Regions from separate parts of the Homo sapiens genome. Here region 1 is linked to region 2. A link is a contact called in ENCODE Hi-C or POLR2A ChIA-PET data. All regions are on one chromosome and are shown on one strand. Each heading gives the region's core, a stretch centred on a gene start or an enhancer-like site at or near the end of the contact. The rest is flanking DNA. Distances are from core to core; before and after follow the strand shown.

Region 1 (4,984 bases), core at 2,064-4,563, 520 kb before region 2:
TTAGATTGAGTGAAATAGCTTTAAGAAAGTTGTTTCTATTTCTGTCAACATATGCATGTAGGAACAGATTTTTAACAATAACTGATAAAAATGAAATCCAGGAAGAAGTAGGATATTGTCACTTCATTTCACACTGCACCAAATATATATGTGCAAATTGACAAGCTTGTATAAAGAAACAAAAAATAAGCCCAAGTAAGGTAAGATATCTGAATTCCTTAATATAGTCTCTTTAAAAATTTATATATCAACATAGTTTTACCTCCTGGGCTTTCTTAAGATGAGTTTTTCATTATAACAAAATTGTTCTTCCCATATTTATGGTGTTAAAATGTCCTTTCTTTAATGAAATGATGGCACATTTGCTTTTTCATTGGTTTGTAATGACTTTGCTCTGATAAAGAACTGGAAACTGTATGTTGGTCAACCCCCATCTGCTGTGCATCCCCCACAACTTTTTAAAAAGCAATCTGTGAAATCCCAGAGTCTTGCAAACAGGTGGTCTCTGCATATCACTTTTCAAAGTGCTTAACTGATGTATAAACACCTGAACCCCACACAGACCTACACAATGAGTATCTCCCAAATACTGGCTTTAAACAAGTGCCCCAGACGCATGCTGAAATTTGACACCCAAACTGGAGGTATTGCATTTTCGTTGTTGTTTGTTTGTTTGCTTGTTTGAGACGGAGTCTTACTCTGTTGCCAGGCTGGAGTGCAGTGGCACAATCTGGGATCACTGCAACCTCCACCTCCTGGGTTCAAGTGATTCTCCTGCCTCAGCCTCCCAAGTAGCTGGGACTACAGGTGTGCACCACCACGCCCAGCTAATTTTTGTATTTTTAGTAGAGACAAGGTTTCACCATGATGGCCAGGTTGGTCTTGATCTCTTGACCTTGTGTTCCTCTCGCCTTGGCCTCCCAAAGTGCTGGGATTACAGGCGTGAGCCACTGCACCTGGCCGGTATTGTGTTTTTAAAAGGAAAGTTTCTTTACTCAAATGGATCTATAACTAGTGACACAACATAATGAAAGGAAGGATGAAGGATAAAATGTGTCAAGTATTTTGGGGAAGTGGGGATGAGTGAACTTGAAAAGTACTCTTTTAGAGTAATGAAAATAAAGCAGGGAAGAGGATGATGGATGGATGGATGGATGGATGGATGGATGGATGGATGGATGATGATGATGGTTGGGTAATTGATAGAGAAAAGAAAAGCAATGGAAACAGGAATAGAAAGAATTGGGAAGAGGGAGAGAATTAGATGAAGAGGAAGAGAAAGATAAGAAAGTGTGTAGATAGTGTCAAGGAAAGAATGCCAAGAGTTACTCTACAAATGGAAATAGTGATTATGTCCTCAGTTTTCTTTTCTGAAAATGAACAAAAAGGTTCTGCTTTCCAAGTGTAGCGTTGTCTATATCTATGGGGTAGACAAAGAAAAAGAGGAAAAAATGTGTTAGATTATGTATTCGTTTCCTATTGTCACTGTAACACATTACCACATTTTAGTGGCTTAAAATACAAATTTATACTTTTATAGTTTTGGAAGTCAGAAGTCCTAACATCTAGGTAGCCTTCCTGTGCACTTCTCTTGCAGCTCTGAGACCCAGCAACATCTTTGGGCTCTACTTTCTCATGATTCCCAAGATTGCCCTGGGGATACAGTTGCCAGATTTAGCAAATCAAATACAGGACACCCCAGCAGCTTTGAATTTCAGCTAGACAGCACGTGGGGTTTTTTTGTTTGTTTGTTTTTAAGTGGGCTCCAAATATTGCCTGGGACATAATAGCACTAAAAAAAATATGTTGTTCATCTGAAATTTGAAGTTAATGAGGTATCCTCTATTTTATTCTATCTGGCAAGCTTCCTTAGGGATTATACCTATTCCAACCAGCCAGATGGGGAAAAGATCATGAGTAATCATACTCTAGGGAGTATTTATGGTCCTGGCCAGGATGCATTTACTCATCAAGAATCAATTTGCTTCCCACTCTGGCCAGTTTTCTCTCACATCCCTCCACCAGCCACGCCTGTTTCTTCTAATCTGCTTTAATCATATTGCCACTCTTTTTATCATCCTCCCAAACTCCTCAATGTGTCCTGGGAGTCCCTGCCCCTAACCTAACTGGGCAGCCTCATTTATTCCTCACTCTTCTCTTCCCCAACTCCTGACGCCTTTCTTCCACACCTCATAGAAATTGCTGAGGAAAAGAGTCAAACTCTAAAATATCTGAAGAGATTTACTCTGAGCCAAATATGAGGGACCAATGGTCTGTGACACAGCCCTCAGGAGATCTCAAGAACTTGTGCCCAAGGTGGTCGAGGCACGGCCTAGTTTTATAAATTCAAGGGAGACAGGAGACATTAATCAAATACATGTAGATGTACATTGATTCAGTCCGGAAAGCCAGGATAACTCGAAGCAGTGGGGCTTCCAAGTTATAGGTAGATTTAAAATTTTTCTGATGGACAATTGGTTGAAAGAGTTATTATCTAAAGACCTGGAATCAATAGAAACAAGTGTCTGGTTTAGGATGATAAGGGGTCGTGAAGACCAAAGTTTTATCAATCAGATGAAGCCTCTAAGTAGCAGGCTTCCAAGAGAATAGATTGTAAATATTTCTTACCAGACTTCAAGGTCTGTGTCGATATTAATGCTGGTTGGCTTTTCCTGAATTCCAAAAGGAAGGAGGGTGTAATGTGGCATGTCCAACCCTCCCTTCACATTATGGCTTGAACCAACTTTGGAATGCCCTTGTCTGAGAAGAGGGGTCCATTCAGATGGTTGGCGGGGCCTTGTAATTTTATTTTTGGTTTACAAACTCTTTGAGCCAAAATGGAGTTCTTCTGTGCCTCAGTAATTGCTCAGAGAGGGAGGAAGGTCATGACTGAAATGGGCTGATTGTCACTTAAATTAACACCCAGTGCCCCACCAGGAGAAGGACCGAAAGCAAATCTTCCAACTTTCCTATGAAATCCCTGATTCCTTTTCCTCTGTCGATGGATTCTGGGTCCAGGGTCTTTAACTGGCTTGAGTAATTTTTGTTAGCATCTCCAAAAAGGTAAAAGAGAAACTGAGTATAGACAATACTGCAAAAATATAAATTCATTTAAGGGAGGGTGGTTTTTAGGCTTCCGTTCAAGAAAAATAGTCTGACCCAGTTTTCAACTAGGTCAAGATGTGGTAGACTGAGTTAAATCATGAAAGGCCCAAATTACCCTAGAGCAGAGGAAGATTTTTGTGAAGTCACTTCCTTGCTGCTTCATTTGCTGGAGTGAAACTTGCCTTTCCAGTCGAGTGAGTATGGTACCATGAGGGGGCGAGGGAAAATGAACTCATAACTTTAACAACCCTCTTCTTGCAATTTCCCATCCTCCTCCCAACTTTTACCAGGCTCACCATTCCTTTCTGCAATAGTTGGTTTTTCCCTGTTTTAATGAGTTGGAATGACCCCCTTTTCATCTCTTCCTTCCGCCTTTTCTTTTATTCTTAGCAGAGTAAGAGGGAAAGAGACTTGCAAGTTAGAACACGTAACAGTGTTCACTTTTTTCTTCTTCCTTATTTTCTCTGGCATCATAACTCTTACAAAGTTTTTGGTTCTTTCGCGTGAGTATTTACCTTAGCCTGTTTAAATGATCAAACTATTAAGATTCCTCTTATGCCATTCTAGTTTCTCTTATAAAGGCTTTTCCCATCACTTGGTTTTGTTGATCTTTGAAATTTGAGCCCTTTTGATTTCCTGCAAATGTTTGCTCTTTTAAGAAAGAGAAATAAAAATAAGCCACATTTTATTTTTGCCCCATGAACTTCTAATTTTCATGTTTCTATTAAACATTTCTGATCATTTCTCTTTTTTTCTGCTAAAACTTTTTTACTTTTCTCTCATTTATCTCTCCCCTTTTTCATCTAAGAGAGATCTTAAGAACGCAGCTTCCAAAGTCTTCTTTGCTTATTTCTTCCCTTTCACACTGCAATGCTTCCCGATACTTTTATCTTTTTATGTCTTTAATCTCTTTTCTCTGTTTCCCTCCTGACTCATTCCCTTCTCTCTCTTCCCCTTTGTATCTGTGCCTCAATTTTCTCAAGTTTTCCTTAGTTTTCTCTTCTTTTCTTTACATCTTCCTTGGTTTTTCCGTTAGTTTGTATTTCCTTGTTCTAAGGGAGAAGGAGGGATATCTTTTTTTTTTTTTTTTTTTTTTTTTTTTGAGACGGAGTCTCGCTCTGTTGCCAGGCTGGAGTGCAGTGGCGAGATCGCGGCTCACAGCAAGCTCCGCCTCCCGGGTTCACGCCGTTCTCCTGCCTCAGCCTCCCGAGTAGCTGGGACTACAGGCGCCCGCCACCATGCCCGGCTAATTTTTTGTATTTTTAGTAGAGACGGGGTTTCACTGTGTTAGCCAGGATGCTCTCGATCTCCTGACCTCGTGATCCGCCCGCCTCGGCCTCCCAAAGTGCTGGGATTACAGGCGTGAGCCACCGCGCCCGGCCGGAGGGATATCTTAGATATTCCTTTTTACTTCATAACAAAAATGTTCTTGCTTCCAAAAACTCTCCAGTAAATCTTCTAAACATGAACAGAACATATTCTGGCCTCTGACCTGCTTTGGGGGCCCCATTTCTTAAACCCTCACACTCACCTGGAGGGCCGGAGTAGAGGGAAGAATTGCAGTGCCGAAGGAGTGAAATAGACAAAGAAGACTTTAGCGTGAGTCTTGCCTCTGCCTAGACAGCTCTTTCCTTCTCTGCTAATTTCCTATTTTCCCTCTAAGACTTATCCATGGAGTGAGGACTTATTCTCACCTTCCTAGCCCTGTTGGCCAAATCTCATTTAACTTCATTATCACTCTAAATTCAAGGTGGGATTGTAAATTTGATCTTTTAAAAATTTTTTCAGTTACAGCAACATATGGAAGAATGCATAAAATAAATATACAGAATATTGAATCATTACTTTTTGAAAATCTGTGAAACTGCATGCAAATCAG
Region 2 (5,181 bases), core at 1,087-3,586:
GTGGATGCTGAAATGCCAACTTCTGGAAAAAGCCAAGTTCTCCTGTAGCTGAACTACTTACATTTAAAAAGTAACTGGATTTCTACTAAGATTTAACACTGTATTATCCCAATTATTGGGTTTTCTGCTTAAAACCAATCAAAATCTGATTTTTTTTCTCCCTCGTTAGACTGTGGCATTTCTGATAATATCTTTTGGCAATAAATAAACGTCTCATTTGGTGTTGATATGTTAATTCCAGAAGTTTTGTACCTTAGAATCCAGTAGGCAACCAGTACGTGATTCTGTTACATAACAAACGAGGCAAAATCTCTCTTAGAATCACAGATGATTTCATATTTCTACTTTCTAAGCCCAGTGGTTCCCAAACACCAGTAACTAACTTGCCAACTTCATGGGTTTTTTTTTTCCCATATTCACAGAGTACATTAACTTTTTGCTACAGTTAATTTTTTTAACTCGACTTTTTAAAATCAAAAAAGTATTGTAAAAGAAAATTTTGTATCACTACCTTAAACCATGGCTGTACATATATAAATACAGATTGCAAAAACATCCTATTACAAAAAAATCCTCATCCACGTACCGCCTAGAGTCAAGTCACATGCCACTAGCGGAAAGTGTACCAATTTTGGGACACAATGATTCCAGCCCAACTTTCTCATTTTCTGTATTAGAACACTGGAACCCAGAAAGCCTCGGAAGTCACCGAAACAACTTGAGTCAAACTGACTGTGGTTGCAAATGTTTATGTACTTTTCAAAAACAAACATACAAACAAACAAAAACAAACCAAAAAAAACCCTCCAGTTGTTTATTACCTACTGCGTGGACCTAGTTCACACAGATGGGCCACTCTGCACACCCTGTTTCAGTTCTTTTTCAAAGAAACTATATTTAAAAAGTCACTGCAAACTTTTAAAACTATATATTAATGAACTTTAAAATAAGGTTATGAACCCACAGAAAAGTTTCAATACCAGAAGAGAGGAGAGCGAAGACTAAACTTTGCAATTCTGAAAGGAGGCAGCTCTATCAGACAGGAAGGGAGAGAACACAATTTCCTTTTGGAAAAAATGGCAAAACCAATATACAAGCCTTTGAAACCAAAAGATAGAAGGTCCCCCAAGCAATTTAATTGCATGGGAAAAGACTACTAAGTATAACTAAATCGTCCTAATTTTCCTAAGGGTTTTTCTTTTGGGCTCTCATTAGCCAACGGAATTGAGGCAGAAAAAATGTTTTTCACGCAGGGAGACAAAACATTTGTGATCATCTTAAGTCTCTCGGTGGATGAGAGGCCTGAATACAAATGGTTCTATATTTGGGCAGAAGGGCCAGAAACCTTTTTTTTTTTTTTCCCCTTTAATGTTCTCCAATGAAAACATGTCACTTTTGAAAGGGTGCTCTTCCCTCGAGAATGCCCTTTGCTTCTAACTTTGTGGGAGGTAGACAGGGGTGTTCTTTTACGATAGTAATAGTAGCACACGTCCTGCAGAGGAAGGTCAGAAGCTCGGCGGAACAGGAACCGCAGCTTTCCTCCGGCTTCCCAGCTCCTGGAAGGAAACCCGAGAGCAACTGCCTGCAGCCACATCTGCGAGCAGGGATGCTCACAGACGGACAGGGTGGCCCGCAGCCACCCGCGATGCCACAACCTGGGCTTCCAACAAGGCCCTTCTTTTCCAAAATGTACTTGCCACAAAACAACACAAAAACCTCCTTTTAAACAAGGCAGGTTTAAGGTCAGCCTGTAAGGTGTCAGGGCCTTGGCAGGGAAGGATGAGTGAAGACCTGCAAAGCCCGGCGTTCACGCTCACGGGACTCCCGCTGCTTCCCAAACCCCTATTTTCCAGTCGGAAAAGTCCGGGTTAATACACAAAAGGAGACGCCGAACCACACAAGGTGAAGAGGTTCGCCCAAAAACACCTGCAGAAGACGCTCCTCTCCCTCGCTCTCCTCGGGGACTCAAGGTCCCGGGGAGGAGGAAAGACCAGGGTTGAAGGCAAGAGGCCCGGGGACGGGACTCGGGTCAGGGAGACACTACCGGGGGGGCCGGGGCCACCGCGGGTCCCTGTTGGCCGGAGGGTCTCGGCGGCGGCGATAGGCCTGGCAGCCAGCTCGGGCGGCAGGTCGCGGGTCGGGAAGACGTCAACACTCACCCCTGGGCCCACAGGAGGGTCCCGGCGAGGACCCCCGCCCTCTGGCTCCCGGGGCGCTCGAGTGGGCGCTCTCAGAGGTGGTTGGCTGAGAGCACGGAGGCGCCCAGGGACAGCACCGGCGGAGCGGCCCGCAGAGGGCCAGGGCAGAAGCGCGAAAGGCGCGGGCTGGCCCCTTCTGGGAGCCGTAGCGGAAGAGTGTTCGTGGTCATGTGACGCGGAAAAGGGCGGACGCGTGGCCCACGCACTGGAACGGCTCCACGGTAAGCGATGCGCAGACATCTTTGTTGTGGGCGAAACGAGGTGACCGCAGGTGACTCCTCTTGCGGTTAAGTTTAATTCACACTTCGGCTTTATTAGATTTTGTAATCTTTAAGAACTTGGTGTTTGCAAGGTAAACCTTTGGTAGCCAATTAAAACAACTTTTTCAGGACCATCTGGCATGAAAATTTCTATGCTGTGAGGCTTAGGAATTCTCATATGTAAATCAGCTCCGCCAGTGATTCCATGAGTTCCAATTTGATACTTCTTAAGCCCTCGGTTGATCAGACCTTGTCTTCCATGAGAATTCCGGGAGAGGGGAAGTTAAGTTTCACAGTAGTTGGCGGCATCGTTTAGCTTTGGGAGAGCACTCTCTGCTTCTGAACACCCAACCACAGACTCTTCCCCCCAGGAAGCCCTTGCTTAGAGCGGGGGAAAAATGGTACAGTGCTTGTCAGTATGGGAATGTACTGAGGCCAAATAATGTGATATTTTATATGCCTTGGTTTTCACAAACACCTAAAGGTGTACACATGACTTATGTACTCCCCTACGATCTAATTGATATTCTAGAGATGTTACCATTCTTCAAAATGATTTGGGAAGCCCTCTGAATTGCGTTCTTGGGCTTCTTAACACTGGTGTAGGGAAAGTGAAAATATTTCCTCTCCCCTCTTGGGGTCTTGGCTGGGCCTAAGAATTAAACTGATGAGGAAAAGAGTCAAACTCTAAAATATTTGAAGAGATTTATTCTGAGCCAAATGTGAGTGACCATGGCCCGTGACAGAGCCCTCAGGAGGTCCTGAGAACATGTGTCCAAGGTGGTTGGGGCGCAGCTTGGTTTTATGTATTTTAGGGAGGCATGAGACATCAATCAAATAAATTTAAGAACTACATTGGTTTGGTTCAGAAAGGTGGGACAACTCAAAGCAGGGGCTTCCAAGGCTGTAGGTAAATTTAAACATTTTCTGGTTGACAGTTGAAGACCTGGGACCCATAGAAAGGAAATGTTGAGGTTAAAATAAAAGATTGTGGAGACCAAGGTTCTTTTGAAGTCTTATAGTGGCTGCCCTTAGAGACAATGGATGACAAATGTTTCCTATTCAGATCTTTAAAAGGTGCTAGATTCTTACGTAATCTCTTTAGGATTGGGAGGACCTGGAAGAAAATGATCTAGCTATGTTAATAGAAATTCTATGTAGATGCAGATTTTCCCCCAACAAAGGACAGCTTTGCAGAGCCGTTTCAAGATATGTCAAAAACTAAAAAAAATGTTTTGCGGTAAAATATTTTGATTTTGTTTCTTGTCTCGTTATGCCAGTGTCAGATTGGAAAGTAAGTCACAATATATAGGGTTAAATAAAACCCATCTGATGAGAATTTATGGATTGTAGGGCATGAATCCCTAGGCCCCTTAGATAGGAATTTGAGCAAGATTAAAAAAAAAATCAGAGCTTAGTCTCCACTGACGTAAAATAGAGACATAAAACATAACAGGAGGAAAGCATACAAATTTTATTTAGTAATTTTTACATTTACATTGGAGCCTTCCCTAGAAAAATGGAGACCCAAATTAACAGTTGGACCCTAAGTGCTTTTGAGTCTCCATTTTTCTAGGGAAGGCTAAAAAGAGTAGTAAATTGTGAAAATGTGAGAAAACAAACAGATTTGGGTTAGTGCAGTTAATGCAGAAGTGACTAAGAAGATAAAGGTTGTTGTAACAAAGTGGAAATGAAAATCGGTAAGTTTGTGCAGATACAGCTCAGCTTTGACTCCATGTCTCTGGTGTTGAGAACATCTCCCTTCCTCCTTATACAGGGAGGGCACCTTTCATACGGAAGTTTTATCTCCTGCTTTCAGGAAGGAAAAAGGAAAGCCACAGTGCTCTTTTTGCATTTTTTTTTTAAGTGCCTTTGACTCGAAAATAATCTTTATGCCAAAGTGCCATATTTTGGGTTGGCATATCCTACTATTGACAGAGCAGAAGCACTGCCATTTTAAAGTGCCCCTTGATCAAAAACCACCTAAATCCAACCCAGAGGGCATCAGCCTAATGGCTGTCAGCATGACCACAAACCACAAATGACACCTCCGACCAGAAACATTCTAACTCTAAGATAAACCCCTCTCCCACCAGACACATGCCAGCCCCAAGATAACCTTCCCTCTGACCGAGCGATGTCAGCCCCAAGATAACCTTCCCTCTGACCGGAGCGATGTCAGCCCCAAGATAACCCCTCCCCTCCAACCAGAGACATTCCAACCCTGTAATAAACTTCTCCTCCAAGCAGAAATATTCCAAGCCTGTGATAAGCTCTCTCACCCTAAACCCTTAAATACTCTTAGTCTGTAAGAGAGAGTGCTCCTGACCAAAATTGGCCAGAAGCCCCTCTCAGGTTTATTCTCTAAAATAAACCTATCCTTGATTGTTGAGCCACTTTTTGTGTTTCTCTCTTCTTTCTTTAACTCTTAACAACTACCCTACAGAGACAAATAAGCCTTTAAGAATAGATTGATTTTTAGGAATAATAAGTCATTCCAAGTCAATCTTTTGTGGGAAGATAGAGATCAAGTTGGGAGATCATGCATTAGGTTGGTTCTGAGGACTAAGCTCTGATTTTTTTATCTTGCTCAAATTCCTATCTAAGGGGTTTGGGGAGTCATGTTCTCCAAACCATAAATGCACATCAGATGGGTTTTATTTAACCGTGTATATCATGACTTACTTTCCAATCTGACTCTGGCATAATAAGGAAGAAAATAA

What was found. A loop is a pair of places that touch in the nucleus more often than their neighbours do. ChIA-PET counts read pairs that join two places held with the same protein, here RNA polymerase II (POLR2A). Pooled maps may share reads with other maps.
Region 1: a map of GM12878 shows a loop between it and region 2 (2.3-fold over the local background). The contact joins the enhancer-like site here to the promoter of MFF in region 2. A Hi-C loop is called at or near these places in 1 of 168 maps with a recorded cell type or tissue (GM12878) and 2 of 50 pooled maps. POLR2A ChIA-PET finds 5 or more read pairs at or near these places in 2 of 52 experiments (BJ and activated CD4-positive, alpha-beta T cell).

The regions. Positions count from the first base shown.
Region 1 is chr2:227,847,085-227,852,068 of GRCh38, reverse strand. No RefSeq gene overlaps it. Among named protein-coding and RNA genes, the nearest start is that of DAW1, 22 kb to the left of the region's middle. Within about 2 kb of position 3,313, at least 3 of the 41 ENCODE cell types and tissues checked have a DNase peak (open chromatin) inside an H3K27ac peak, as active enhancers do; they include GM12878, where a contact is called at or near this core.
Region 2 is chr2:227,322,406-227,327,586 of GRCh38, reverse strand. MFF (mitochondrial fission factor) reads right to left here and starts at 2,336. Exons shown (of 9, transcript NM_001277062.2): 1 at 2,160-2,336. It overlaps MFF-DT (MFF divergent transcript), which reads left to right and starts at 2,423. Exons shown (of 14, transcript NR_102371.1): 1 at 2,423-2,469. RefSeq lists a silencer at 1,995-2,284 and an enhancer at 2,465-2,514.